2 separate regions of the Homo sapiens genome follow, and region 2 is linked to region 1. A link is a contact called in ENCODE Hi-C or POLR2A ChIA-PET data. All regions are on one chromosome and are shown on one strand. Each heading gives the region's core, a stretch centred on a gene start or an enhancer-like site at or near the end of the contact. The rest is flanking DNA. Distances are from core to core; before and after follow the strand shown. Region 1 has its middle 55 kb from the start of UGT2B10. Region 2 holds the start of UGT2A3 (UDP glucuronosyltransferase family 2 member A3).

Region 1 (2,700 bases), core at 102-2,601:
GAACTGCCATTCACAAGATAAGCAGCTCTTGTAATATGAGAGCTTTTTATTAAGCACTGTAGAATATAACAGCTCCTCGCATAGTCAGAGTCCATCCTAAGGAGAAAAAGAGGCTCCCTGTTCATAAATATGTCTTTCTTGCATCCCAGGTAGCAAGATTCTGTATAAACCATTTTTATTTTATCATGGAACTCTTTCAGTCACCATTATTTCTGCTAGCATAGAAGTAGTTTCAGTTAACATCCCATAGCAAAGCTGTAAATACTTCTCAAGTGGAAATTCTCTAGTCCAAAGTCCCAGTAATTGTCATTTGAAAGTGCTCACAGGCTTTTGCCATAAGCCCAAATAAACTTTCCACAAAGGGCTATGAAGTGAAGGATTTGTCTCAACCAGCACTTTAGCTAGTACTCACTTAGCTGTCCAAATAGCATTTTTCAAAGAGCAGGTTTACATGCCTTCAACTTTATACAACTACATCAGGAAAATCTCCCCCATTCAGATAGAATACCCATTTTCATAAAACATTTAGGTAAAGGAATCACAACCACCTTACATATAACCTGTTTAAACATCTCAAATTTCATAATCCTCTCAACATTTACAATTTTATGCTCTGATCCCAGGAGCTTTTCTTCTTTATCTTCAAACCAATTTACCTTTCTGGTAAAAAATTAACCCTCCCAGAAGAGGGTTGATCCAAGAGACTCAAGCCCTTTTATCAATTTTTTATCTAAACTTGCCTCAACATTGCGCAGGCAATGTCAGCTTTCCCATTAGATTACAAACTTTGCTTTAAAAAAAATCCAATCTAAGGCAAATACAAAAAAACTGGTGTAGGTCCCTATAATGTTTGAAGATCAGCAGGGGCTCCCTTTTGTTCACCCCACTTTTATAGCATTGTAAAAGCCTTTGTTTTTACCCTATCAATTTTTATTTTATTTTATTTCTTAATAATCATCTAAAGATTTCCACCATGATAGATGAGTCCTTTGACTCCCTTTTACCTTGCCCAATTTTTTAATTACCCTAATGTTTTAATAACATCGGTAAGATCCATGGGGGACAGCAAATTTGGGAAGGCTTCTCAAACAGCTCTTTGATTCTGCAGGAGTAATGTCACCTGGGATGCCCAGGTAGAAGGGTCCCCCTAAACCATAGCATTTACTATGACCAGGGTAATAGGTATATTTAATTGAATAATATTCTGGTCATCATAAAGCCAGTTCCATATGGTTTGCATATGAAGCATATCAGGTGCTTCATCTGGGGAACTCCACCTGGAATTTTACAGGGTGAGTTGGGCAGTCCATTTCTCAGGGTAATCAAACCTTATGGTGGCAATTATTCAGTCCACTGGGCTGCTTGTGAAGCTGGGTCACATATACTCCTCAGTGATTGCTTAATCGTGAGCTGTGGGACCTGCATAAACCCCTGCTTTTTCATTCTGTAGCATTTAAAATAAAAAATATTGCCCTTAAAGTAGCTATTTTTCCAGTCCATTATAGTAAACGTTTCTCAGGAAACTGATTATATTATTCTACAAAGGAGCAATTTCTTTACATTATACCCTCTGGGTTTAATAGTTAACTTCTTTTTCTATTTAAGTGCATTGGCTATCTTCTTGGTAACTACAGGTCTCAAAGGTAACTTTGTTGCCCTGGCTTAAGATGTGTGTGTGTGTGTGTGTGTGTGTGTGTGTGTGTGTGTGTGTGCCTGTGTGTGTGTCTAGCTTTGAAGCTAGTGGCCTGAGCTGAGAGTCCACATGTAAATTTGGTCAAGCCTTAAGGCAAAACTCCGCACTCTTTTACTTTCATTTTAGCGATTACAGATAGCAATAACCAAGGGAATTAACATTTTGTAGTTTTCTTATTAGTTTCCATTTTGTTATGCATTCACTGAACTAACTCCCTGGGAGTATGTCTATCATCCATCTCTAAATTCCACTGGTAACTTTTACCTTTGGTAACTGAATGCAGCCCAGCTGCAGCTTTTGAAGATGGGAGACCATGTAGCCACCTGAGAGTCAAAAGTTTCTTATTTCCTGAGTTTTCACTTTTCTCTTTATCCATCTGGTCATATATATATATGATATATATATCATATATACATCATATATATCATATACATCATATATATCATATATATCATATATATCATATATATCATATATATCATATATCATATATATCATATATATCATATATATCATATATCATATATATCATATATATCATATATATACACACACATACACATATATACACACACATACACATATATATATACACACACATATATATGTGTATATATACATATATATATATATATATGTATATATATAAATTTTAAGTTGACTCAGCCTCGAGAACACTTGGTCACAGGGTGGGGAACATCACACACTGGGGCCTGTCGTGGGGTAGGGGGAGGGGGAAGGGATAGTATTGGGAGAAATACCTAATGTAAATGATGGGTTGATGGGTGCAGTGGGCCAGCATGGCACATGTATACTTACGTAATGAGCCTGCACATTGTGCACATGTACCCTAGAACTTAAAGTATAATAAAACATAAAGAAAAAAAATTACATTTTCAATAGCAAAAATCACATCCTTCTGTTTTTATAAACCTCACCCAAAAAAACTTTTTATTCTACAACTATTTTAACTCTTTGTAACCTAAATTCTCAGTGACCATACTGAG
Region 2 (2,700 bases), core at 26-2,525, 81 kb before region 1:
CATATCCTATCCCACCACCCCACTTCTCATCATTGCCTCAACTAGTTTTTGAGATTAACTTTGAAATGCTCTTTGCTGAGAGTAAGGGTCCGTTTAGATGGTTGGGGATTCCTAAAATTTTATTTTTTGTTCACATCTACATACAGTTGTTGAAAATTTGAACAGTAACTACAGGAAAAATAACCCAGTTAGATGATATTGATTCTGAAAACTGCTCTAAGTTTTGTGCATAATATTTTACCTAATGTCATTATCAAACTTCTGCTTATTAAGACAGAAACCACAACCATGTCTTTTCTCCTACACATTTTTTCCTATCTCAGATATTATCAGTAAATTCAAATTTTAAATTAATTTCTTGCATTTAACTATTAACAATTTATGTTTCATTCTATTAGGTTGACATGTCTCAGTAACTAATATATAATTTTTATCGTTTTCCCTGTTTTAAACTCTTACCTTTACATACCACTCTGTGTTGAGATGCAAGAGTTTCTTGCTAAAGAAAAGGTTGATCTTGTGACTATCCTTTAAAACTTGAGTAAATAATTATTTGCCTATAAATTATGATTCAAACTCATAATTTTTTATTTAAAATTATGTTCTCCAATTTCAAACTAACTTTCTTCTGTAACGTCCTGCTCTGAACTTTCTCTGTGACCACTACTCACTGGAATGATTTTCAAATATCCTATACTTTTGTATGCTTCTATCGATTGTGAAATGCTTCCTTTGGCAACAGTAAATCCTATCAAAGCTTTCATCTCACCTCCTAAGTCAAATGCCTTATTAAAGCTTTTATTATTTCATATTAAAGCAATTGTGCATTTTCCCCTCTGAAATACTGAACACTTTGTACTTATTATATAAAATTAGTCAAAATAGTTACCCAAACTCTCTAAGTATATTCTCAGTAAACCTTTGTATTGTCCTTGTGAGCAAGGGATGTGAAACATGTGCTGTCCTAAACCATCTGATGCCTTGGACTTAGTGTGGAATGAATGTAAGTGTGATTGTGTGCATGTTTCTGCACATGAATTATTAAATCTAAAGACTTGAAAAATTTTTTTCTTTATCATCAATCCAGGTAATAAAAGTATATTTATGTATTTTATTTCTAAGTTCTAGAGGGTTGGAACAACTTTTCCCTGATACATTGCATTTTTTTGATACCTTCAGTACATGTTAAACTGGCAACCACCAGTGAACTTTACTCTTAAAATATTAATTTTTAACTTCTGTGCTTATATTGTCATTTCAACTCCTTGCTTAGTAACTACAAAACCATTGCAGATCAGTGTGTGAGGGAACTGCCATCATGAGGTCTGACAAGTCAGCTTTGGTATTTCTGCTCCTGCAGCTCTTCTGTGTTGGCTGTGGATTCTGTGGGAAAGTCCTGGTGTGGCCCTGTGACATGAGCCATTGGCTTAATGTCAAGGTCATTCTAGAAGAGCTCATAGTGAGAGGCCATGAGGTAACAGTATTGACTCACTCAAAGCCTTCGTTAATTGACTACAGGAAGCCTTCTGCATTGAAATTTGAGGTGGTCCATATGCCACAGGACAGAACAGAAGAAAATGAAATATTTGTTGACCTAGCTCTGAATGTCTTGCCAGGCTTATCAACCTGGCAATCAGTTATAAAATTAAATGATTTTTTTGTTGAAATAAGAGGAACTTTAAAAATGATGTGTGAGAGCTTTATCTACAATCAGACGCTTATGAAGAAGCTACAGGAAACCAACTACGATGTAATGCTTATAGACCCTGTGATTCCCTGTGGAGACCTGATGGCTGAGTTGCTTGCAGTCCCTTTTGTGCTCACACTTAGAATTTCTGTAGGAGGCAATATGGAGCGAAGCTGTGGGAAACTTCCAGCTCCACTTTCCTATGTACCTGTGCCTATGACAGGACTAACAGACAGAATGACCTTTCTGGAAAGAGTAAAAAATTCAATGCTTTCAGTTTTGTTCCACTTCTGGATTCAGGATTACGACTATCATTTTTGGGAAGAGTTTTATAGTAAGGCATTAGGTAAGACACTTTTGTTTTATTTTTAATTTAGTTATCAAAAGAAATATTTTTAAAAATTGTCATACATTGTCTATGACATATATATGCAGGTCAATGAGTTTTTTTAGAAAATGTTGTAGCTGTTTTTCATAAAGAAAGTGTATTTGTTCTAAGCGTAAGATAACCTACTTTCTTAATACCAGTAATATACTTAAAAATGATCATCAATAACTAAGAGATTATATTTTGTATTTCCTCCAAATAGCGCAAATCAACATCACATATTTTTGAGAATCACTGATTGTTAGTCTGAATTTTATAGAATTTCTATTGAAATAAAATGCTAATCATTATTTTCTCTCTCATCATGTATTTAAGAAAATCTTCAGAAGGTCTTCTTTGAATTAATTTTTCAAGAGTCATTAAATTGAACATTTTCTAGAATTCTTTAATTTCTTAGGTGATTACTTCACAAAAACTTGAAAAAATATTATAAAAAGTTAAAAGACTTACGGTCTTGTGGGGCATAAGATAGTAGAATTTTTACTTTACTGATATACACCTACTTGACTTATTTTTATTTCCTTGCTTTACTGATAAAAAGTTGTTTTGCTTTGCAATTTTCATATAGTTGTGATCAGAGCTGGTCAATGCAAGACATGTTTTTATCCAAATATGTTTGAGAATT

Evidence for each region. Hi-C counts contacts between places; a loop is a spot of excess contacts on that map. ChIA-PET counts read pairs that join two places held with the same protein, here RNA polymerase II (POLR2A). Pooled maps may share reads with other maps.
Region 2: a map of HepG2 shows a loop between it and region 1 (6-fold over the local background). The contact joins the promoter of UGT2A3 here to the enhancer-like site in region 1. A Hi-C loop is called at or near these places in 3 of 168 maps with a recorded cell type or tissue (Caco-2, HepG2 and PC-3) and 1 of 50 pooled maps. POLR2A ChIA-PET finds 5 or more read pairs at or near these places in 1 of 52 experiments (HepG2).

Annotation. Positions count from the first base shown.
Region 1 is chr4:68,869,951-68,872,650 of GRCh38, reverse strand. It overlaps the pseudogene LOC101930041. Among named protein-coding and RNA genes, the nearest start is that of UGT2B10, 55 kb to the right of the region's middle. Within about 2 kb of position 1,351, at least 2 of the 41 ENCODE cell types and tissues checked have a DNase peak (open chromatin) inside an H3K27ac peak, as active enhancers do.
Region 2 is chr4:68,950,379-68,953,078 of GRCh38, reverse strand. It overlaps UGT2A3 (UDP glucuronosyltransferase family 2 member A3), which reads left to right and starts at 1,275. Exons shown (of 6, transcript NM_024743.4): 1 at 1,275-2,033. The coding sequence starts at 1,319.